Regions from separate parts of the Mus musculus genome. Here all the other regions are linked to region 3. Evidence: chromatin loops called from intact Hi-C (ENCODE). Cell type or tissue: left cerebral cortex. All regions are shown on one strand. Links, peaks and the distances in the headings refer to the core of each region. The heading gives the core; the rest is flanking DNA. Region 1 has its middle 16 kb from the start of Gtsf1l. Region 2 has its middle 8.5 kb from the start of Srsf6. Region 3 has its middle 25 kb from the start of Gm35750.

Evidence for each region. A loop is a pair of places that touch in the nucleus more often than their neighbours do. Peaks named below come from ENCODE experiments on the same cell type or tissue, not always from the same donor. Only the 100,000 strongest peaks of a DNase experiment are listed, where the experiment ranks them.
Region 1: a loop joins it to region 3, with 9 times the contacts of the local background. A loop is called at or near these places in 39 of 42 quality-filtered maps.
Region 2: it touches region 3 in a loop (6-fold over the local background); 27 of 42 quality-filtered maps call a loop at or near these places.

Annotation. Positions count from the first base shown.
Region 1 is chr2:163,101,043-163,109,524 of GRCm38, reverse strand. No RefSeq gene overlaps it. Among named protein-coding and RNA genes, the nearest start is that of Gtsf1l, 16 kb to the right of the region's middle. In left cerebral cortex, for the core only: a CTCF peak has its summit at 7,823 (motif pointing left); DNase peaks (open chromatin) are centred at 4,824 and 7,795.
Region 2 is chr2:162,918,793-162,927,274 of GRCm38, reverse strand. It overlaps the pseudogene Cisd3b. Among named protein-coding and RNA genes, the nearest start is that of Srsf6, 8.5 kb to the left of the region's middle. In left cerebral cortex, for the core only: a CTCF peak has its summit at 4,905 (motif pointing left); DNase peaks (open chromatin) are centred at 3,931, 4,243 and 4,906; H3K27ac peaks cover 647 bases.
Region 3 is chr2:163,327,007-163,335,488 of GRCm38, reverse strand. No RefSeq gene overlaps it. Among named protein-coding and RNA genes, the nearest start is that of Gm35750, 25 kb to the left of the region's middle. In left cerebral cortex, for the core only: a CTCF peak has its summit at 4,614 (motif pointing right); DNase peaks (open chromatin) are centred at 496, 2,629 and 4,607.

The DNA.
Region 1 (8,482 bases), core at 234-8,233, 230 kb after region 3:
GTGCCTGGTCCTAGTCAGTCACTGAGCCATCAGAGAACCCTCTAGATAAACTGGACACCCCTTGCTCTTTAATGAAAAACAAAAATCTTGGGCACGGGTTACAATGTTCATGGGTACAGGAATTCGGCGGTAGAACTCCTTTCTAAGCACAGTGTTCTAAGTTCAGTCCCCAACATTGAAGAAAAAAAAAAAAATCAAAGGCTAAACTTTATCAGCCCTCTACCTGTTCTCTTGTGAGAATCAGCTTGTTCAATCTATGAACCAACTTCTGTGATTTTTTTTTGTTTTTGTTTTTGTTTTTTGTTTTTTGGTTTTTTGCGGGGTTTTTTTTGTTTGTTTGTTTTTCGAGACAGGGTTTCTCTGTCTAGTCCTGGCTGTCCTGGAACTAACTCACTTTGTAGACCAGGCTGGTCTCGAACTCAGAAATCCGCCAGCCTCTGCCTCCCGAGTGCTGGGATTAAAGCCACCACGCCCAGCTCTGTGATTTTTTTTTTTAAAGGTGCTTGTTGTAGGTTAGGGTAGCCGGGAATTTGCATACAGCCAAGGCTGGCCTTGAACTCTGACCATCTTCCAAGTGCTGTGTTTATGGGGGTGTACCATTACACCCTGCTTTCCAAACTCTCAGATACCTACAGTTGAGGTCTGCCGTCTGGCTTTTCTTCTGACCCAGTTTTTAACACCTTTCTGGCGCCTTCTCTAAAAATATGTTTGGCATCTGTTCAGAAGATAATAAATGATCTTTCCCTGGGGAGTTCCCAACATGGATGAGAGAGAGCACCCCCTCCCAGGTCTCACAGCCCCGACCATGGCTCAGAACAGCCATCCTTTTGCTGCTTCTGGTACTTTCCGAAGCAGCTCGATGCCTGTGCTGTAAAAAGCCACTTCATCCTGGGCCCACTACTTGTGTTTGGCAACTCTGTCCCTCTAATGGATGCACACGTGTCTTTTGAGCACTGACATAAAAGTCACCATGGAGACATAGCCACAATGGCTAATTAGACAAAAGAGCGCATCTCTCAAGCCCTGACGGCAGCACGGATGCAGTAAATGTGCATCGTATTAGTCAATCCTATGCCTTTCCCGGTTCTCTCAAAACATCCACAGATGGTCCCTGGCAACAGGAACTTTTTATGGAAACAGTCTTTTAACCCACTGGCCAGACCCTTCCAGATCTTCAACCATGGACTTTGTCTGGATGCTGGCACACACACACCCCACCATGGCAGCTGGAGATGAGATGGCCTTACTGATAGAGCTCACTTGGTAGAGCGCTTGCTTGCCTAGCATGCGCTAGACCCTGGGTTGGATTTCCAGAACCAGAACTTAATACAACAGAGTGGAGACACGTGTCTATCATCCCAGCATGGGGTACAGGCAGGAGGATCAGCAGTTCAGGGTCATCCTCTGCTACCTAGAGATGTTGAGGCCAACCTGGGTGGTAAAAATAGCTACCCTGATGGGGTTGGGAGTAACCAGCCACAGGGGACTCGTCCACTGCCAGCATTTCCATCTATGACTAGGCTGCTCATCTGGCTCCTCCTTCTCCCTCCCACACAATACGTTGTACTGCCTCCATCACACCAGCCTGGCTCAGCCATCAGCCACCCCATAGGCAAAATCTAGCACCTATATGGATTGGCTGTGGGGTGTAAAGCAGGGCTTTTCTGGTTGAGAACTCGCCTGAGTAGCCTGGGGACAAAGGGTACTAAACTACCCACACTCTAAAGGAAAATGGAATCCAATGTGACACATTTACCAAATCCCATCCCCTCCAAGAGCCTGTGGTGATTGGTGTGGCTATCCACTGCTCAGGAACCGGAATCACTTAGCAAGTTTCCGACACAACTGAAAGAATTATGATTAGGTTAACTGGAGCAGGAAGACCCACCCTAAGGAGGGTGTGTGCCATCTCCTGGGCTCAAAGAGAAAGCTAGCCAAGCATCGCCCACGAGTGTTGGCTGCTTCCTGTAGACACCTTGACTTCCTACTATGATAAACTGTATACCCTTGAACTGTGAGCCAAAAGGAGAAACAAACAAACAAACAAAAACCCTTTTTCTCCTTTAGATTGCTGTTGCCAGAGTACTTTATCATAGCAACTGGAAAAGCAGCAGACGTGATCCCAGCTTCTCCGCATTCTGGCCTTCATCCACTGGAACCCTTAACTGAAGGGGAAATGTCCACAGCACAGAACAAAGCCCTCAACTGTCATCACACCTGTCTCAGATTCACTAAGAAATGAGTTCAAATGACATCTGGGTAGTGGCTGGCTGGCTGGTTTGGCTGATAATGGATCTGCTGAGACCAAGACATTACAGACGAACCACAAGTGCTTCCTTGGCATGAACAAGGCCTTGGGTTCGAACCCCAACGCAGCGGCAAACGTCTGTAATCCCGACACTCAGGCGTGTATGCCGCAAGATCAAAGTTCTAAATCGGCCTGTTACATGGTAAGCTGGAGCCCAGCCTGGGCTACGTGAGACCTTATTTCGGCAAAAGAAAACAAGCAGACAAGAGTGTTACCTATAAATGTAAGGTGTTGGAATGGGCCCTACTGGAAATGGAGTCGTGGCTAGAGAAGTCATGGCTTCTGAGAGAAAAAGACAGACTGGCAATGGGAGGAGGCTTGGACACAGGTGAGAGCTAAAGATGCTATTGGAGTGGGGGCTGGGTACACCCCTATGATGGTTGACAAGGATCACCCAGGAGAAGGGTCTCGGGATGCCTATGCAGAGCCATGTGGGTTGTGCTCACTTCAGTGGGAAGCCCAGCCCACTGTGGGTGGCACCTTTCCTTGGCTGCAGCCTTGGACTCTGTAAACAGGCATGGGAAGTTGAGCAACACATAGGTATCGTTCACTGCCTCCTGGTGTAGATGTGACTGTCATGATGGGCTTGTTTGTCCCATGCCCTTGAAATGTGAGCCAGAAGAAACCGTTTCACCCTCAAATATCAGAGTAGTTTATCACAGCAAAAGGAAAAAAAAAAAAGGAATGAAATGAGGCTAGCCTGGGCTACGTAGGCAAACCTGTCTCAAAAATCTAAAATTAAAGCTCCTGTGTTTCTCTGGGCTGGTAAGATTGCTCAGCAGATGCAAGTACTTCCTGCTAAGGCTAATGACCTCAGTTTGATCCCTGGAGTCCACATGGTGGAAGGAGCGAAATGAATCTCAAAAGTGGGCCTTGAACGCTTAGGGAAGATCTGGGGGAAGGATCGACGGGGATAGGAACTGCACAGGAAGATGAACAGAGCTCTCAGAGACTGAGCCATCAACCGAAGAGCATACATGGGCGGAACCGAGGGCCCCAGCACAGAGGTAGCGGATGTGCAGCTCAGTCCCCATGTAGGTCCCTCAACACCTGGAACAGGGGCTGTCTTTAAAGGTGTAGCCTGACTGTGGAGTCTGCTCCCTAACATGGCTGCCTTGTCTGGCTGCAGTGGGAGAGGATACGCCTGATCCTGCAGAGACTTGATGAACCAGGGTGGGGCATTACCAGGGAGGCCCCACCGTCTCAGAGGAGAAGGGGGTGGGAGGAGGGACTCTGTGATGAGGGCGACAGAGAGGGGCAGCATTTGAGATGTAAATGAATGAATGAATGAATAAATAAATAAATAAATAAATAAATAAAGTGGTCCTCAGACCTCTGCACACATAGCATTACATGTGTCCACATACACATATACAAAATAAAAACAATTTTTAATAATAATAAAGGCTTGCAGTGATAGTGCATGTCTTTAATCGCAATACTTAGGAGTCAGAGGCAGGCAGATCTCTGAGTTCCAGGCTAGCCTGGTCTACAGAGCAAGTTCCGGAACAGCCAGGGCTATACAGAGAAACCCCGTCTTGAAACCAAACCAAACCAAACCAAACAAAGAAAGAAAATTTCTCAAAGAAACTCAAATAAAAGCCATGGTGAATACTCCCATGTCTATTAGAATGATTTTCTGAGACAAGATCTTACCATAATGACCAAGCTGCCCTTGAACGTGTAAGGCTAGAGTGCATCCTACCTCAACTCCACGGGCAGCTGTGACCACAGCCTCTGCCACGACGCTCTCGAATGCAATGGCCAGTACTGACAAGGGCACTGGGCTTCTTGGATGCTCACCTATGTGTTGCTGGGATGTAGGCTGTTACTTCTGCTAGGAAATTGGCTTGGCAGTTTTATCCCAAGGCCAACCTCTGTCATGCATGCACACACCCATGAGCACGCACAGTAAAAGGCCCTCGGGGCTTCCATCCTGAGCTAGTACTGAACTCTCTCCTGTGGTGTGAAAAAGATGGGAAGTAGTCAGGTTTGAAAAATAATCTGCGAACTTATATTTGCATGTCTGGGAATCTTTGCACTCTTGGAGGGGGGGTCTACTAGACAGCAAGAGTCTTTTACTTACACGGAGCCTTCTGCTTTCTTTGAAATGCTGCAGGAATAGCCTTCCGTGCAACAACGGTGGCTCCTGTTCCATCCCAGCACTGTTCTCTGCCTGGGAATACTCAGCAGCTGGACAATGCAACTTCTGATGTGGTAACTGACCCACCTGCTGTGTGGAGGAAACTAGTCTCCGGACTAGTCCAGCTACTAGTCAGCTTCCCAGAGTCAGAGGGCAGGCAGGAAGCATCCTCCAGTTAGCTCAAAGAACCAGTGTGCCTGGCTTCAGTCTGGCTTAGGTCTAAGGCCAGCACTCAAGGCAACATCAGGTGCTTCCAAGGTTACTGAAGCAACATGCGGCCCATGGCCAACACCCTGCGCCGGGACACTCTAGAGTCCGTGTGAGCACCAGAAGTATCCCGCACCGGAAGTATCCCACCGTTGAGCCTGGTCGCAGCAGGAGGTACAGGAGGTGTGTGAAAAGCTAATGCTGTCATGTGAGCAGTGAGGTCTTTTGCCGTCCAAACAAGGCCAAGGGGCCAAGGGAGGGTGCCAAGTCTCCATTCTGTCTCCTGAAAAAGCCTTTGACAGGCCAGCGACATAGCTCAGCGGGGGAAGGCAACTGCTGCCAAGCTTGATGACCTAAGTCCAGTCCCTGGGACCTACCTGGTAGCAGACAGGCATGGGTTCCCAAAAACTGTCCTCTGGCCTCCCCAAACATGCCATGACACACGTGTGTTTGTATGTGCACATAAACAAATACATAACTTTATTTTTTTTTTCAGAAAGAGGCCCCCACCACTTGGTGCCTGTTGACGGCCTTACTGAGCCTTAAACGAAAAGAGGGGGTTAGTGTGCAAGTCTGGCGACGGGCCAGGAGTAGGCCAGCTTGAGCAGCAGTGCCATCTCTGCCCTGCTTACTGTGTGGCCTTGGGAAACTGCCTGAGCCTCTCTGTTCCTCAGGTGGGAGTGACTGACAACTTCATACAGGCAGAGGAGGAGGAAATGTGGCCATGTTGGCCAAGTGTCTAGCAATACACTTGACCCTTAGAAAGCTCCATTTCATCTTTGGCCCTGATACTAACTCAATGACTGTCCCTTTGCCAGTCCCGTAGAGAGGAAACAAAGCTGAGGGCCTCAGGGCCCTCTAAGGCATCAGACCAGCTACAATCCAGGGTTAAATCTGGTGTGTGCGTACATTCCTATATGGGATCACGGTGGGTTCACACATCACCAGATCAAACCACTGGGCCACTCTTTTAGGGAAGGAAACAAGGAGGTTTATTCTCAATGAGGTCTGAACTATAGGAACTAAAGTCAGCAGATGTCCAAGGAAGGGATGGCCCGTAGAAAGAGTCTGTCCCCGAGAGAAGTCTAAAGTGACCAAAAACAAAAAACAAACAACTGAAGCCCAGAAAGCTGAAGGTGCCACCCAGATGTCCCAGCCCTCATGAATGTCACTGAACAAGGAAACTAGAGAGGCCTGGGCCAGATGGGATGTGGTTGCTATGGGACAAAGCCACACCTAGCAACAGCTCCCCAGTTCCAAGCCCCTATCATTCGCCTGGCAGTGATACCTCCCTAAACAGTCTGGCAGAGATCTCAAGCCGGGCCACGAACTGCCCCAGATGCTCCAGGGAACGGATGCAAAGCTTTCTGTTTTGTGTCACACCTGTGGTGACAGCTGAGTTGAAGAGAATGTTCACAGTCATTGTGCTCAGAAACCACACACACGAGTTCTATCTACCGGGGTTTCGGAATGAATCGAGGTTCCAGCTCTCCTCTCCACCTAATTGCCTGTCTGCACAGGGTAACCTTTTGATGTGAGTTTAATAATTAGTCATCATGGCCTAGTTAAAGAAAACAATGTGTTCTCCAGTGGCACTCTGTTTCCAGTGAGAGACAGAGACACTAAACGGTAACTTTCACCCTGTTTTTTTTAAAAAAAAAAAAAAAAAGGATGTTCCTCAGCTGGTCCTGCATCTGCCCAGCTGGTCCTGCATCTGCCCAGTGTATCGCCAGTTTCGGTCTTTAAGCAGCTGTGCCCCGACACAGATGCCCCTCCCCCAGTTCTGCCACATCTGGTTCACTCTATTCTGTGAGCTGGGCGCCACGATGCCTCAAGCATAGCATGACAGCAGATCCTCTTTATAACACAGACGTTTTGCCCCGGTTCCATACTCTGAAGTGCCCAGCCCCCACCTGTACCCAGCTCCGGCCACTGACCGTTTTCTCCCAGCCAACCAGCTATGCTCCCGGCTTGCCCTTTCCTGCACAGAGGAAGCGCACACCTACCTCAGGGCCTTTGCTCGGGAGAGAAATTCATGCTGGAAATAATCTGAGTGCCTAGTGAATTCCTCTCTCTCTCTCTTTCTCTGTCTCTCTCTGTGTCTCTCTCTGTCTGTCTCTCTCTGTGTCTCTCTCTGTCTGTCTCTGTCTCTGTCTCTGTCTCTGTCTCTGTCTCTGTCTCTGTCTCTGTCTCTCTCTCTCTCACACACACACACACACACACACACACCAGCTCTCGGGCCAAGCACAACTGCCTAAAGTGAAAACCTCCCAGTCACCTAGCTCCCTGTAGGAAGTATCGCCAGCTGCTGTAAACTGCAACTTCATATTAAATGTACCTTCTCTGTCGCGATGTGTCTCCTAAACACACAACAGCCTGGGCTTGAGAAGGGGTTAGCGGGCTCAGTCAGTGAAGTGCTTGTCAGGCAAACATGACCACCCATGGCAAGAGTCAGTCATGGTGGTGAATGTGCCTCACGTCGCAGGCACAGCCAGGAGGATCCCTGCAGTTCACTGGGCATCCAGCCTAGTCAAATTGGTGAACCTGGGTTCAAAGATATGGAGAAGAAGGATAGAGAAAAACGTCTGCCCTCTGCCTCTGGCCTCCTCACTCTCCTGCCCACACCCACACAGTCACATACACACACACCCATGTGTTTCACACACACAGAGATGAGATGCATAGATAAGGAAAAGGCTTTAAAACAAAGACATCTGGTACTTATCCAAAACCAACTGCCAGCTGTCCACCCCACTTAATGTTGGTCATGCACACACACAGAGACCATGAACTCAGGCCCCCCCGGGGGGGGGGGCGCTGGTTAGGCTCACCTCCCCTTCTCCCAGGAGCACTGCTCTCCAAATTGTCAAGCGTCTGCTGTCCAAATCCCCAAGCTGCCACCTCGGCCCACCCACAGCCTCTAAGACACTAATGGAGTAGGTTTAAATCTCTTCTCCCTCTCTCCCTCTCTCCCCCTTTCCCCCCCCCTCCCCTCTTCCCCCTCTCTCTCCAGTTGTCAAATGCCCAGATAACTTTGGAGGGAAGTGTGTCCCAGACTTCAGTCCCAAGGAATAAATTCCTCCCTATTGAGCTGATCTCCGGCCCATAGTAGAGACCGGGGAAGTGCTGCCCTCTGGTGGTGTATGGATGCGTAGCAGCAGCGGGCTTCCCAAATTGAGGTCAGTCGCGAGGGTCCCCTACCAGCTAGTGACCTCCTGGTCGCTGGGTACCCGTGTCAGCGCGAAGCTCCTGGTTTAGTCTTTGATGCTGCCATAACTCCTTCATTATCGGTGTTCCCAAACTTCAGACTTTTGAGTACTACCAGTTCTATTTCTGTGCCACAACTAAATGTATTTGTGAGAATAATCTACTGTAAAAGAGAGCCAAGAGGGGCTAGCAGGGTAGTTCAGTGGTGACCTCTTGCCATGAAAGCACAGTGTGCTCAGCTCAAGCCCCAACACCACAGAAACAACAACAACAAAGCAACCTGAGTTCCGGCAGTACCTGGGAAAACCAATTCCATGTGCTATGGCAGAGGAGGAAGACAGAGAAGCGGAGAACATAACTGAAGACAAAAATCGGGATTGACATTTAAAAACAAGCCTCTTGTGACGTTTGACAGCTCATCCTACAAAGGTACCCGGCACCAAGCTCTGTCATCCTGACTTTGATCTCCAGGCCTCACTTGGTGGGTGAAGCACAGCGGCTTCACACATACACACACACACACACACACACACACACACACACACACACACACCACGCGCATGCACGCACATACATGTGCTACATGGCACATTGTGCACCCACAAGCTGAATAAATA
Region 2 (8,482 bases), core at 371-8,370, 410 kb after region 3:
AAAATGCTTCTAGTACGAATTTGTAAACAAATTCTGTCGGTGCTACACAGGAAAGTGTGAGGGACGAGAGAGACAAGTCTGTGTGTTGTTATAAGGTGGAAAAACTCCGGAGAGGATGCGCTGCAGACCAGACCTGAGCGTTGCGTCCTGAGGATTAGATTAATTTTTCTATACAATTTGTCTGATGCTGGGAACTGAACCCATTCGTGGTGGTTTAAATATATTTGGCCCAGGAAGTAGCACACTAGGAGGTGTGGCCTTGTTGGAGGAGGTGTGTCACTGTGGGGGTGGGCTTTCAGACCTTACTTGCCTAAGGACAGTCTGTTCCTAGCATCCTTTGGATGAAGATGTAGAACTCTCAGCTCCTTCACCACCATGCCTGCCTGGATGTTGCTGTGCTTTCTGCCATGATGATAATAGATTGACACTTTGAACCTGTAAGCCAGCCTCAATTAAATGTTGTCCTTTATAAGCGTTGTCTTGGTCATGGTATCTCTTCACAGCAATGGAAACCCTAACAAAGACACAATACCAGGAAAGTGCTCTTCCACCAAGATCTACCCTCAGCATCAACTCCTATGTACAGGTTTTGTTTCCTTCCTAAGACAGGGTTTCTCCATGTAAACCTGACTGTCCTGGAACTCACTCTGTAGAGCAGGCTGGCCTCAAACTCAGAGATCCACCTGCCTCTGCCTCCTGAGTCCTGGGATTAAAGGCGTGCACCACCATTACAGGTCTCTTCAGACTGCATAAATCTTTCGCCCTTAAATATGTATACTTATTTTTCTTTAAGATTTATTTATTTTGCCAGGCGTGGTGGCGTACGCTTTTGATCCCAGCACTCGGGAGGCAGAGGCAGGCAGTTTTCTGAGTTTGAGGCCAGCCTGGTCTACAAAGTGAGTTCCAGGACAGCAAGGGCTATACAGAGGAACCCTGTCTTGAAAAAACAAAAAACAAAAAACAAAAGATTTATTTAATTAATTTTATTTTATGTATATGAAAACACTGTAGCTGTCTTCAGACACACCAGAAGAGGGCATCGGACCCTGTTACAGATGGTTGTGAGTCACCATGTGGTTGCTGGGAATTGAACTCAGGACCTCTGGAAGAGCAGTCAGTGCTCTTAACCACTGAGCCATCTCTCCAGCCCCCTATGTATACTTAAGGCACTGTAACAAAGTACCAGCAAGTCAGTGGCTTAAAGCATCACAAATGTGTCATCTTCAGGTATGAAGGTCAGAAGTCTCCATGGTTTTCTGGGCAAAAACAAAGGAGACAGTAAGACCTTCTGGAGGCCCCAGGGCGAGAATCTATTCCTTTCTCCTTCTCCAGTGTGTAGAGGTTGTTTGTGTTCTCAGGCTTGTTGATTCTGCCTTTTTCAAAGCCATTAACTTGGTGGGCTCTGTGACCCGGATCACTCAGATCACTCGGACTTCGATCCCAGCTTCCATGGCCACATGTCCCTCTCTGAGCCAGTGCTCTTCCTGCCTCTATGTGGACCCCAGTGGGCTCATCTGCATATATCAAGACAAGCTCCCTACTTCAAGCTAAAAGGCCTTTTCTCTGCAAAATCCCTTTTGCTATGGAGGGTGACATTCCACGTTCTAGGATTTAGGATGTGGGGATCTTTAAGGGAGGGAACATTCTGCTTACCACGGAAACTCTGAGATTTGAGTCAAATTCAGGAAAAACAAACAAACAACAAACCTTAGGGAGTTGTGGTTGAGAAGGTAGAAAAACTGGGAGCTGGAGAGATGGCTCAGAGGTTAAGAGAACTGTCTGCTCTTTCAGAGGTCCTGAGTTCAGATCCCCGCAACCACATGGTGGCTTATAAACATCGGTAATGAGATCTGGTGCCCTTTTCTGGCCTTCGGGCATATGTATATGTGCTGAATACATAATAAATAAAAAATTTAAAAAGAAGGTAGAAAAACAGCAGGACAATCCAGAATGGGTGTCAGAGAAAGTAGAGACGGGAAGGATTTTAAAAAACTAAGTTCATAAACCTTTCACTCAGCAACCCCACCCCTGAAAGTCTGCGTGACAACAGTCCACGGAAGCTTGTTCCAGCTCTGGAATACTCTTGATTCAAAAGAACACAGGACATACATTTCCCAAATGGGGGTTGTGTGATCTATTTTTAGCATGGAGGATTCAATTGTGCACATGTCCCTGCAAACTAGGGCCTTAGCTCAACTGGCCCTCTATTTATTTTATAAATAAAGCTTTATTGGCATGCAGCTACATCCATTCACTTATACAGGGTCATAGCTTCTGTGATGGATACTCCTGGTTGTCAACCTGACTACATCTGGAATGAACTACAATCCAGAAATGCAGGGCACACCTGTGATTCAGATCTTGAGGCTGGAAGGCACAGGCTTCTGACTGCGATCTTGTCTTGGGATAACAAACGCGTTTGATCTAGATTTTGAGGCAGAGTGGCCAAGAAAGGCTTAGGTCCAGGCAAGGTAGTACATACCTCTAATCCTAGGACTGAGGCAAGCTGATCTCTGAGATCAAGGCCAGCCAAGTTCCAAATCCAGACATGGTGATACACACCCTTAATGTGACGGCTGAAGGCCTATATAAGGACATTGAAAGAAGAAGACTCACTCTTCTCTCCAGCCCATGGAAGACTCACTCTACTTCACCTGCTCACACTTACTTGCCGGCACATCCGTTGGAACCCACTACTTGAGGATTCCAGCTTACACAGAAGACCAGCTGAAACTACTAGCCCCGTGGGACCGAGCTACTACTAGACTCCTGGACTTCCTGTTCACAGCTACCCATTGTTGGGTTAGTTGGACTGCAGACTGTAACTCATTACAATAAATTCCCTTAATAAATAGAGACAGCCCATAAATTCCGAGACTTTAGAGAACCCTGACTAATACGGCTTCTCTCAAGTTGTAAAAGTGTCAGTAGTTATTGTGTTGGCAAGTTGCAACAAAGACGGTCTGATCTGAACAACTTAAAGACACCATTTAATTAAATTAATCACATTGGGGCCAGGATCTCACTATGTAGCCCTGGCTGGCCTGGAACTTGCTGTGCAGAACAGGCTAACGTTAGACTCAGAGAGATACATCTGCCTCTGTTTCTCAGTTGCTGGAAATAAAGGTGTGTGTACCACCAAGTCCCACTTTATTATTTTTTCAAAGAATTCTTAAGTGTGTGTGTGTCTCTGTCTTCTATGTGTGTGCCTGTATTTCTCTGTCTCTGTCTCTGTCTCTGTGTGTGTGTGTGTGTCTCTGTTTTCTATATGTGTGCCTGTCTCTGTCTCTCTGTCTCTGTCTCTCTTTTTCCCCCTCTCTCTGTGTTTTACATCTGCCTTCAGGGAATGGAACTCCTTCATGCCTTGAGCATGCTAGACTAGCACTCTACTCGGCCCTCAACTACCTTTTAACAGTAGCTGGGCAGCTCTTATATACAGTCACACCCCATCCGGTCTCACAGCCTTCCTTTCCTACCTTATTCTATCAGCTTTTCCTTTGAATGTGTCAAACATATACCTATAGCTCCCTCTCATTGAACAGTTCTCTGTTTCTGAAACATACTTTCTTAAGACCTGCACCCCGGCCTTCTACTTTCTGCTCCAAGTTACCAGAGGAACCTCTTCCACCCATGCATCCTCCCTGCACTCTGTACCTCCCCCCCTCCCCGTCCCCTCCCTCATCCCCTTCCTGCCCCAGGCTGTGTATTCTCTTCTCTGTTTTCTTCTTGTGGAGGCACCCTGTGAGGTCTCAGCGAGTGGGGTGGGACTCCATTCTGCGCTTGTTCAGAACCCAGGACATGGAGATCTGCAGAAAAGTCTTGCATGTCCATGGTTTTCTGGGGATATAGGAGTGGGAGGAGATTTTCCAGCTTCTCTCTGTGGCTCGCTGTTGCTGCTGCCCAGACTCATTGCAAGCACCACCCTGGAAGGAGGGATAAGGGTTTGCAGGAGCAGCCTCTCTCCTCCCCTTTCCCTTCCACCAAAACACACCTGAACAGAAAATTCAGGTTTGGCGAGGAAGTCGTGGAACACTCAGACATATTTGGGAGTGTATATTTTTACAGTTACTTTGGGAAAGTGCATCTAGTGCCTTCTGCTACTGCAAGCTGGAAGTGACCACGCCAAGAGGAGCCATTCCACACCTGGCAGACAGAAATAAGTTCACAGGCTTGCAAGGCAAAGCAATGGAAATACGGAACAGCATTATGGGTAAGCCTCCCTCAAGCTAGAAACCAGGCAGATGCCACCCTCCGCCCACCATACAGTGGAGGATTGAACTGCTGAATAGTCGCACTATGGCACAAACAAGTCACCTGCCAGACTGATCAGGGCGCTGGAGGTGGGGAAGTTGCCTTGGTGTGGGAGGGGCTAGAGGAGGCCTGCAGGGTTTCTGGGGTCCTGGTCCTGGCTGGATGAACTGATTACACAAGTCAGTTCTACTCATGAACATCTGTCTTGTGGTGTCTTGTGATCTGAGCATTTTGCATCTTGTGTGTAGGTGTGTGCGTTTTAATGGAAAACTTAAAATATGTAATCTCAAAGAAAATTTGCAGTCTGGATGTGGTAGCTAGTGCCTGTGATCTCAACTCTTAGGAGGCCGAGTCAGGATTATCCCAGGAGTGTGAGACCAGCCTGGACTACACAGTGAGTTTCAGGCAGCTTGGATACAGAGTAAAGTTGTTAAAAACAAAACCAAACAAAACCAAAAAAATGAACGAACACAAATTACCTGTGCTGGAGCTCTTTGGGTTGTTCTGGGGACCAACTCTTACTGGGGGGACTTTGTTTATAGTGTCTGATCACTTCACTAATGTCAATTTATCTGAATCAATCGTTTGTTTTGTTTTTCTATTTCCAGACAGGAAGACTGGCTCTGAACATGTGCATTTGTCGCCACCAAGTGGCTGTATGTGTGACTTGCAGTGGTAGAGAAATTACAGAAATGGGGTTTCTGAGTCACAGAGTTCTGAAGTTCTGAAATGGAAATCTAGTTGTCAGGATCTCATAGTAGCCGAGGATTTCATACCATTACTTGAAAGCTCATTTTTCTATCTTTCATCGTAAATTATTCTTTATGCGAATAAAGCCCTGCCTCCAGTTGTGACCTCTGTGGGTCCTACTGTGCACAAAGCTGTGTATCTAAAATACCACATGTTTCCCACAAATGGGTCTTCCAGATGTTTGCGGTCAGCACTCTGGCCCTCTTTTAAACGTCCTTTCTTTCTCGCTGTCCCCCAACGGTTTCTCCTATGATAAGATTTTAAGTCCTTTTTGCTACCTTGGCTGCTATCACTGAAGTGTGGCATCTCTGATGTGACCCTCAGACCTCAACTCCCCTACACTATGTGGGTGTGACTGCATCTTCTGTAGTTATATTGTTCACTACTCTGAGCCACTAACCAGTGTAGGTGGCAGCTGGTGCCAAATGCTTCACTTGGTCCAACAGTTGCTCGATGACCCAAACAGGGATTAAGATGCCCCCTGAGTAGCTGACTGTAGCCCAGAAGGTTCTCTTTAGAGTTTGAGCTGATCGGGTGGCAGGGTTAGAGGCAGGCATGCATGCGTAGTAGACTCAGGAGTGCTGTTCAGGTTCAGGGATGACGGATTGGCAGAGAGGCTGAAGAAGAACATCTTTGTTGGTCACACATCCAGGGAAGACCAGGAAGGCATGAGAGAAATGAGAACACTCTAACTCTAACAAAAGTGACTTAGAGGAGGAAAGGGTTAATTTCACCTCGTGGGTCACAGTCTATCATTGAGGGAAATCAAGACAAGAACTCAAAGGAGGCTTGCTTGCCTTCCCATATGACATTATTTCTTTATGTGTGTGAGTTTTGTGTGTGTATGTGTGTCTGTTCTCTGTGTGTTTGGAGGTCAGAGGACAACTCTCAGAAATCAGTTCTTCCCTTCCACCATATGGGTTCCAGGGATCGAAATCAGGTCATTAGGCCTGGTTAAAAGTCTTCCTCCACACTGAGCCATATCTCTGGTTCCCACAACATTATTCTGATCAAGGAACCCACTTCACAGTCAAAAGTACGGCACGGTGGAGGATGTTGCTTGCTAGCTGGCGTGCAGGCTCATGCCTGGCTAGTTTCTTAGACAATCCAGGGCTACCTACTCAGGGAATGGTGCTTCCCACAGTGGGCTGGGCCCTGCTGAATCCATTAACCATCAAGACAAACCCTCACAGATATATATCCCCCGGGCAGTTCCTCAACTGTGACTCTATTCTCAGATGACTCTAGGCTGTGTCAAGTTGACAGGTAAAGCTAACCGGGAGAGGCAGCGTCATGCTGTGTCTGATGTTGACTGCAGCATCCTGTCTTCCTAGCACTCATTTGGAAGCCCTTGCCCAAGGTTATAAAAGTAGTAAACAATTACTGGGCACAGAACACTCTCCGGTAGAGCTGCCTGTAGGTTGGGCAGGGAACTCTGGGGATGGAACTTCCCTGACTTATTTATTGCCCATCTTGGGGTAGGTTTCTTGGTAATGGAGCAGATGTTGAATCACACATGGTGTTGCAAGCCAGCCTTCCCCTATGCTTCTGTAAATAAACTAAGCTAGATTTGGATGGAGTTGTGTCTTTGGTTGGCCATTGGTGCCCTGTCTGGGGCGAATAGACATTTTTCATGTCTCTCCGTGAGAAATCACACAACAGCAGGTGATGAATAGATCTTGTGAGAGATGGATTAGCAAGGATGGATGGACCGACCAGGGAAGATTTTATTTCTCTCTTTGGGTGGGGTGAGGGAGGGAAATGTCGCTTCCCTTTTATTCTCTTCTGGTGACAGCATGGATATAATAGAGAATGTTTACTGAAGGAAGATAGCAACGCGGGACATTGGAAGAAAATCCCTCTGGAGTCCAAATCCACTCCCAGTGTCCTCGATCTGTCCTCTGGGCTTAAAATAAGACTTACTGTGTAAGGTGGTGCAGGCATTCATAGAGATCACAGTTCAAGAACACACATGCTGAGAAATACTTTCTGCAGAGAAGAGTGAGTCAATCGCTTTCTTCTGTGATTCTTTAACTCGGTGGCCTTTAAACCGTAGTTTCTCTGTACAGAAGGCCATTTCTTATCTCTTCCAATCTGCACAGGCAGCTCTCTCTGGCCCCTCTGGGGCTCTGGGAAGAGATAGGGGAGGGCACCAGGAGAAGAAGTGTATGAAGAGGGTAAGGGGACAGTCATGCTCCCTGCTCTGAATTCAGGGCCAGGCTGACAGTAACTGCAAACAATCAGCCATTGCCCCGAGGGAGGGTTCCGAGTTGGCTGTAAAGAATTAATGGCCAGGAAAGGTGTCTGCCAATTGTTTTTCCACCCAAGGTGCAGAGATTACAGACATTCAGTAGCGCCCATCTCAGATCCAGGCTGGCTCCTGGTGCTGGCTGGCAATCAACCCCAGAGACAAGCATCTCTGCAGAGTGTTAGGAGTCAGAGTCTCGAGTCTTTCCGGAGGGAGCTCCCGAGTAGATGCCAAGATCCGCAGCGCCTCTTCTTTGAACCTTTTCCCAACCATTAAAAAAAAAAAAAAAAAAAAAAAAAAAGGTCCCACGCTCCTTTGGCTTGTGGTCTTTCCCTTTCCTGATGGGCTTCCGGCGTCTCTCCTTCCCCACTGATTTTATTTTTCTGTTTCCAAATCATATCTGCCTGCCTGCCTTGTCGAAGCCGTATCAGAGGCGGGAAATCTCTTCTTGGCTGGCCCGATGGTTCCCCAAAGAGCCAACCAAGCCAGTGGTGGCACAGAAGACACACATCAGATTGGAGCTGGTTGCTGGGAAAAACTACAGGTGGTGTGTATGTGGCCGAAGCAAGAATCAGCCCTTCTGTGATGGCTCCCACTTCTTCCAGCGTACTGGCCTTTCTCCACTCAAGTTCAAGGTCCAAGAGACACGCACAGTGGCCCTATGTACCTGCAAGGCCACTCGGCGGCCCCCTTACTGTGACGGTACCCACAAGAGTGAGCAGGTACAGAAAGCAGAAGTAGGTTCCCCACTCTGAGGGGATACTGTGACTCCAGGCAGTAATGCTGAGCCACACATGGAAGGGAACCTCCAAGGACCCCATCTTGTTAGCAATTGTACCCTGAAAAACCTGTATTCTCCTGTTGGGCAGCTGAGAGCCAGGTCCAGCATCCGGTAAAGCTGTCAATAAACACTGAGGCCTGCCCTCTAAAAAAAAAAAAAAAAAAAAAAAAAAAGGAGTCAGAGTCTCTCCTTTTAGGGTATGCTCAAAGCCCATGGTTTTCAAATAAAGCTAACTGGGTTGCTCTTTAGTGGTCCATTAAAGAGACCAGATCTCCTGTCCCGGTCCGACTCCTCCAATGCTCCCCTGGCTTCAGTATCATCTGGGACTGCAGAGTAGATGCAGCAAGAGCATCAGTGATAGCAGTGACATTACGGGGTGACAACAGTCACCAAGGTTACAGGGATAGCAGTCACTGTTCACTGCTTCTCACTTTGTCTCTAACTTTATCAGC
Region 3 (8,482 bases), core at 307-8,306:
AGGCATAGAGATGGCTTAAGCATCCACTAAGCAGCTGCAGGCTGTCTGATTGGAAGCACTAAGGCCTCCTCAGAGACCTGGGGTGGGGGGTGGGGACGAGGCAGGCTTACCCTGGATTGCCCACAGCAGGTTCTTTGAGGAAGACGGCTCTCTAGCTTGGATGGGAACAAGCAATGTCCATTAAGGTTCCCTCACAGCTAGTAGCCAGGAAGACCTCAAGAGGACCGAGCCTGTCACCACCCGAGCTGCACCATATGCTATCAAGTGTCCTGGCTGCCGGGCACTGCTGCTGACTGGCTGTGTACACCCGTGGGTGCCTTCAGTTCTCTTTGTTTCCTTCACCATGGAGAATAGCTCCTCACAGGAGAGCTGCTTTGAACCACATATGTATTCTGGATGGAGAAGAGGACGTGGAAACTCTATACCCTCATGATTCCCAGGAGGAGGGTTGGCTGCAGGGCACCTCAGGAGGGTCAGTGCCAATGGGAATGAGGGCAGAATTTGCTTAGCCTGCAAAGCCTTTGATAAAGAGGGGAAGGGAATGGGTACCCGGCCAATGGCCATTTGGTCTGCACACTGGCTGGGGTTTCTGGGACACTGGAAGACCGAAAGGATCTTGCTGGAATACTGGAGACTGAATCAGGTAAGGCTGGCCAGATGGGCGAGCCCTGGTGGCTTAGATATAGAACACAGCCTGGAAGATGTCTTTCAGTCTTGGTTCCTGACCTGTGTGGCTCTGGAGTCAATTGAGGTATTTTATAAGGTGGGAAATAATGGACACTGTTAAGAGCTGTGATAATTGACCACTGCCTTGCAGCAGAGAAGAGAGGGACCCGGGAGTATAAAGGCACATTTGGGATCTGTAGCAAGCAGTTTCAGCTTCCCGGAGGGAACCACAGGGAACCTGGCTGTGTTGAGAGACACCAGCTCAGTGATGATCTTTGGAGGCACCAAGCTTGGCAGGTGGATATGGAAACCTACCTTGAACCTGTATAATAAAAACCAGCACCTGGAGGGTAACATGCCGACAGACCTTGAAAGCACGCTGAGGGATGCTTGCTGACTGTGTCTGTGGATGCGGGTACCCCTCCTCTCTCCTCTCTGCCTGCTTGCTCCACGGCTTGGAGGAGCTGGTCCTTGCCAGCCCTCCTCTCCCTTTCCTGGGGCAGAAGAGTAAGCAGCGCAGCTCAGCTCACACAGATCTACACACAGTCAGGTTGCTGCCTCAGCTCCCGATTCTGCCCCGTGACAACTTCCTTCTTTGCGGCAGCAATGGCCAGTGTGCAGATGTGTATGTAGTAATACACTTCTAATAATACCAGCCATGCATGAGCACAAGAGAACCATGCAAGAACCCCACTGCTTGGTTTTAAAGATGAGAAAACTAAGGCTTGGAAAGATGGGGTGAGTGGTCCAGGCACCACGGATGCAGGGGCAGGTAAAGCCAAAACAAGAGCCCATATTCATCTTGCTTAAACATTCAGTCTCACTGGACAAAGGAGTCAGTGCCATGGCCGGAGAACAGGCAGCTGGGGGGGCAGGGTAAGATGGCTTCTAGACATAGGGTGGTGTGTGTGTGTGTGTGTGTGTGTGTGTGTGTGTGTGTGTGTGTGTGTGATGCATGCTATGGGGCCTGAGCCTGGGGACTGGACCCGGGTCATCAGGTTTTGTGGCAAGCACCTTTAACTATAATTCATCTCTTTGTTCTGCTTTTAGTGGGGACTTCTGGCATATTAGGCAGGTTTTTGTGGACAACAATGATGTTGAACCTCTAGCTTTTCCTTCACTGTGCCGTGATTACAAGCGGGTACCACCACACCTCATTTTTGCAATGCTGCGGGTGGGGGATAGGGGCGGGTTGTGCATGTTAGGCAAGTACTCTAGGAGCCAAGCAACACCTCCTGTGTGACAAAGCCACGTTTTCCTCCTGCCTCTAGTTGCCCATTGGATGCTTGTGGACCCAACTGACGAGTCTTTTAGAGAGAGTGGCCTGTACAATCCGTTTGCGTTAAAGACAGTTTTCTAAAACTTGGATCAAGAAACTGTGGTTGACACTGAATCTTCACTGGCTGTAGATGAAGGGCAGGGAATACAGACAGGGAGAGCCTTGGGATAGAGGCGTGGCCAAACGAAAACTCACTTCTGGCTCCAGGGAGTTAGCCATCAGAAAAGTTATAGGAAGTTTGTGGCAGCCCAACTCCACCTCCATGGCACGGCGTTCAGGAGTGGGAGGGTCTTTTTCCTTGGCGTCCACAGCAGTTCCTGATAATCTCACCTCATCCTTGTCCTGATCTTCCCTTCAGCTGTCTTGTAGACATTTGAGACATCTCAGACTCTCTCTGCATTCAGGTCCTGCGAGGTCTGCAGGGGAAACCGAGATGCAGAGAGGCAAGCCACTTGGGTATCTCTCCATATCTCATCCTCTGCTTCTGGCCAGCCCCTGCCTGCCTCTTGAAGCCACTCCAGTCTCCAGAAGCCCAGAGACTAGTTGTGCAGTCTCTGAGAAGGAAGGCAGTTGGTGGCTCGTTCTGGCTGATGAGATGGGTTGTTGAAATCAGTTGGCCAGATTGTCTGCCTGCCCGGGAATACAGTTTGGCAGCTTCTGCTGAAGTTAAAACACATACCCACCCTATGATCCAGGATTCTCACTCCCACGTATTTACCCAAAATAAATGGAAACATATGTCCAAGAAGACGTGAACAAGAATGTTCACAGGGGCTCTGGGCATCGCTGCCAAAAGCCAGAAACACATGTGACTGTCAACAGGCAAATCAGAAAACAAACAGCTCTGTCCATCACTAGGGGATCTGTTCCATAATAGTGAGGAGCGACGAGAGACGACAGGATCCCCTCTGAAAGCCACTGTAGGAGGTGAGAGAAGCAGAAACGTACATGGTAGGGACAGCGATGTGAAGGACTCCAGACGGCAACACCAGGCTTCGGTGACAGAGTCAGTGCAATGGTTGCCTGGGAGGAGGTGGTAGTAGAGCAGAGAGGGATTGGCTGGGAAGGGGGGGTGAGTGAGTTTCGGGAGCAGGATGGGAAATCACACATCTGGTCAGGGGTGGTGATGACATATGCATTGGCCCATTCACACACATTTACACACACTCACACACTCATATGTATAGACACACATTCACACCCACTCACACATATTAATATATACTCACACACATGCATTCACACACACACACACTCATACTTGCACATACTCATGCATACATATACACACACTCACACACACACATACACACTCACGTGAACAGACACTTACACACACACACACACAGAAGTGTTGTCAAAGAATAAATTTAGTTAAAAAAAATCTAGGACTTACAAATGAGAGAAAGCATGTTATTTGTCTTTCCAAAGTTGGATTAATCCACTTAGTGTGGTCTACAATTGTGTCTGTTTTCCTTCACACTCTATGACTTCACATGTTTCCTTTTTTTTTTTTTTTTTTTTTTTGGTTTTTCGAGACAGGGTTTCTCTGTATAACGCTGGCTGTCCTGGAACTCACTTTGTAGACCAGGCTGGCCTCGAACTCAGAAATCCGCCTGCCTCTGCCTCCCGAGTGCTGGGATTAAAGGCGTGCGCCACCACACCCAGCTTCACATGTTTCCATGAGGTAGCAATTGTGGATAGTGCTATAGCAAACATCAGTGTGCAAGAGAAAACAAGAGTCTAGGATCTTGTGAGGAGAGTGTAAGGAGCAGGAAGGGTGGGTGGGCTTTTCCGGGGGCCTAACCGTCTGCAGCCCGGTCTGGCCTCTGGCTTTCCTGGAAGGGGCCACCAGCTCCCTGGCAGGCCTATGTGCAGGTGCCTTCTCTTCCTGTGGGAAGTGAACTCTGCCCACAGCCACAGCAGGCACAGGTGCATGCACAAGTGGCCAGAGGCAAAGAGAGGTAAAGAAAGCATTGCCATCCTCCCTTCACCCCCCCGTGACCTCAAGCCCCCCCCCACCTCTGGGAAGGGAGATGTGTGGTCAAGTCAGCCTTTCTTTGTCTGACTTCAGGGATGCAGATTTTATCCCTGGTGACGAACCCGAAGCCATACCTTTCTGCTTAAAAGCAATCTGGGTGGCACCTCCTACAATCCAAGGGTACATTTTACTCCTGTGACATTTCTGGAGTCTGCAAGATCTACTCCTTTTTTTTTTTTTTTTTTTTTTTTTTTTGGTTACAGGCTCCAGGCCTGGGTAGCCCCTTCCTACTGCTGATCAGTGAAAAGAACAAACAGACAAACAAACAAACAGCTAAAACTCTCCAAACCAAATCAACCAACCAACCAACCAACTAGGTACCCATTAGGATACCCAGTGCAGGCCCAGAGGGGCTCAGAGCCAGTGAAGGTGCCAGGGCCTAGGTAGATTTGTCTCGGGAGACTGAGTGCTTTGCAAGGGTTTACTGCACACCAAGTGGTATTAAACTATCGCCAGAGCCACTTCAGTATGGCTGTACTTGCAGGGAGAGGTCTTGGACGTGGAGCCTAAGCATGAAGCTCAATTGTGTAACTCACTTTATCTCAGAACTGGATTCGAATGCATTGCTTTACCCGTAGAGTGCAATTTAGCGTGATTATTTAAGGTGCAGTTCTTAATTTTTACCACCAGGAGGCACAACTGCTCCACACATGAAAACAGACTTGCTCTGGAAGACGCTGATTTCAAAATAAAATCATTGTCATTACTGCCTGCTTTATTCTTTATGTTCCTTACTTCAGTTCTGAGATTTGAGGCAATGCTGTGTTATGCAGATAAGAACCTAAGATTTGCACTTCCGGAGGACCCAGGTTCAATTCCCAGCGCCCACATGACAGCTTACAACAGTCTGTAACTCCAGTTCCAGGGGATTTGACACCCTCACACAGACATACAGACAGACAAAACACCAATACACATAAAATAAAATAAAATAAAATAAAATAAAATAAAATAAAATAAAATGACCAAGATTCAAAAGCAGGTCTGTGCACCTGCCTTCAAAACCCACCTTTCACCGAGTCTTCAGTGGAGGTCACTTAGATGAGATGCTAGCAGCTGCTTGGGGTTTTTCTTTTTGTGTGTGGCTAGCAGATGTTTCATAGTACATTGAATATAATACTTTTTTGGCAGAGCAGTGTCTCCACTTAGCCACACTCTCCATTAAGCCCTCTTGTGTGCCACCCTGCTCGAATTTACCTGCCCAATCCTGAGGCACTTGAATTAACAACTACATTTGTGATCAGTGAGTTTATAGGCACAGTTATACAGACGTTTTGTGGACTAGCATGAAAGAAAACAGGAAAAATGTGAGGGTGGAGTTTGGAAGACACGTCGGAGAGATGGCTATGGTTAACTGTCATGCTGGAGATGTGGGAAGTGTTCACACCTGACACATTAGTGGCTTCCCTGTCACACACCCCAGTCAGGATCTGTGGATCTAGGTGATCAGTGGGAGGCTTGGGGGAGGGGTGTGGCATTCTTTGCTTGTGGAACCCTCCCAGGAGAGGGACTGGGGGACTCACATCCCGCACGGAGTCAGTCCTGATCCAAGCCTGTTGCCCTTTGCTTAGTGAGCCACTGGCTGGAAACAACCGACACTGTTGTTAGCTTCGCACTATAATGGAAGGAACTGAGTGTCCCCAAATTCACAAAGTGAAGCCCGGTATCCAGGGCCTCTGAATGTAGTGCCTTAGGAATGGAACTTTAAACAGGGGTTAGGTCAAAGTGAGGCTTTTTGTGTGAGCTTGAACTCAGACCACCTGATTTCTTCATGGCAGGAAATTTAAAGAGCTGGGCTACCATGGAGGTCAGAGGTGCAGGGGGCTGGCTGTGTGAAGCTACCGTGACAGTGAACTGGACAGAGAGGCAGGGACAGGGACAGCAAAGGGGATATGGAAAGGGAAATAACCACCTCCTGCTGGTCAGGGATTCCAGCACATCCTGGAGGCCACCTACACAGAGACGAGGAGTCTAGTCTTCTGTCTAGAGATAGAAAGCTACTGGATGACTGGGGAGATGGCTCAGACATTAAAGGTTGGGCTCACAACTGAAAATATAAATAGATACTGGGATGTGTGCCTGACCACAACAGAGATGGGGGAATCAAAAAGGCAAAAGTTAGAAAAAAGCATCCATCAGGGAGAAAGCACCTGGCTTTGCTAATAACGGAGGGAACTTTGGCAATACCTGTGACCCAGCTGTAACCAAGGAGCCACCATGTTCCAGGACAGTTATGTTAAGTGACTGAAGCCAACTTCAGGATGACAAATAGCAGTTCTTTCCTCTCATTCGTGGTTCCTGTATTTTATATAGCTATGTGATATCACATATGGATATATGGCCTGAAGATAGAAATGAAACTAGGAGGGTGGGGGGGGGGGCTGCTGGGGGGAAGAGAAGAGGAAAAGAAAAGAGGAGGTGAGGAGGGCTAACGGGGAGTGGGGGAAGACAACGAGGCTCTACATACCATAACTATGTACAGAAACACAAATTAATCATTGTAAAACAGAGCTGCCATGTGCGGTGGCACAGACTTTAGTCCCAGTACTGGGGAAGCAGAGACAGGTCGATCCCTGTGAAGTTTGATTCCGGTCTGCTCTACATAGTGTGTTCTGTGCCAGCAATCACACATAGTGAGACACCGCCTCAAAACAAACAAACAACAAACGCCAAAGCCAAAACAACTGGAGCTGGAGAGATAGCTCAGAAGTTTGGAGTACTTGTTGTTTCTGCAAAGGATGCAGGTTTGATTCCCAGGACCCACGTGGAGGCTTATTAAGATCTGCAACTCCAGTTCCAGGGGAGTTTTCTTCTGACCTCTGAAGGCACTAATCATGCATTTAGCACTCAGACATACATGCAGGTAGAACATTCATATATATATATATATATATAATTATAAAAGAAATCAAAATTAAAACAAAAGACTTAAGCCAACAAAATTCTCTGTTGTATATTATTAAGTTGTAATAAGTTTGCTATAAGAAGTAAAAATCATGGACACGGGAAAGAACTAAGGGGTGGAGACATGGCTCAGGGTGCAGGGCCTGTGTGTTCTGAAGGCATCAGAATTATGCTTCTCATCGCCCAGATTGCTATGCTCGCAAGTCTGCACTCATGCAACACACACACAAGTTTTTAAAAGATAAAGTCTTATATAAAAAAAAGAAAACGAAGTGTAATATTTAATATTGATCTTTTGGGGACCAGCATGGTCTTACTATGTAGCCCCAGCTGTTCTGGAACTCACTCTGTAGCTCAAGCTGGCCCTGAGCTCACAGAAATCCACCTGCCTCAGCCTTCCAAGTTTTGCAATAAAGGCATGCACCACCACTGCCCAGCCATCTGTTTAATCTTCTAAGTAGCCTCTCCTCACCTCCAGATTGACAGCGGGGCGGCCTGCCATTCTTGCTCATGGTGTTTGTGTCTTCTGATCATCATGACGATGCAGGACTTCAGAGCGTCTCTGGGAATCCTTGTTTACTGTGCATTTCTCCAGATTCCTTCCCCAAAGGGAAGGTCTTCACCAGTACCATTGTCCATGGAAGCAAAGTGAATGTGTGAGTGAGCATGTGTGTACATGGGTGTGTGTGAGAGTGTATGTGTACATGCGAGTGTGTGTGCATAAATGTATGAGTGTGTTGTGAGTGTGTGAGTATATTGTGTGAGTTTGTAAGTATTTGAGAGTGTGTTTGAGTATATGTGTGTGTTGGAGTGTATGTGTGAGCATATGAGAAAGCGTATATGTGTGAGTGTGTGTCTCTATGACTGTGTGTGAGTGTCTGTGTCCAACTGTGTGGAGGACATGCTGGCAGTGCACAAGGTATCCCTAGGCCACCATGCCCAGCCCCCTCCCTTCACGGTTTTCTGGAACATTCTCAAAATTCCCCTGGAGGGTCAAACCCTCAGGCTTCACCGGTGATGGGTTCACCCAGTGCCTCTCACTCTGAAGGGCTGACCTCCAGCACCTAGGGCGCTTGAGCTAATTAATTGTGTACATATTGAGAAGCAGAACTGAATTATCGCTGTCGTGGAGCTGGTAAGATGAGCAAACAGTTAGGAGCACTCTCTGGTCTTTTTGCATGGAAGTTCTTTCCAACTTTCAGGAGCAGATCGTTTGTATGTTAGTGAGTGCAGGAATTAACACGTGAGCTAGGATGCAGGCTGGGTAGTATATGCTGCATGCATGTGATGGGCAAATGTGTGCAAGACATACTTCTGTGTCTTGTGTATGCGTATATAGGGGCTGTTTGTGGGTGGCATGTTTATGTATGCAGTAGGTACACATATACCATGTATGTATACGTGTTTAAGAGTGTGACTTTGCTTTTGCATGGTGGGAAAGGGTAAACAGAGGACCTCAAGCAAGAGGATGGCTCTGGGAAAGGAGAAGAGGCTCTTGGAGCAGTGGGGGTGGGCTACTTGCAGCAGGTCAGCGTGTTCTTAATGACAGGCTATGGCTCTAAGGTCCAAGCCACAGTGTCCCTAGCAGTGGA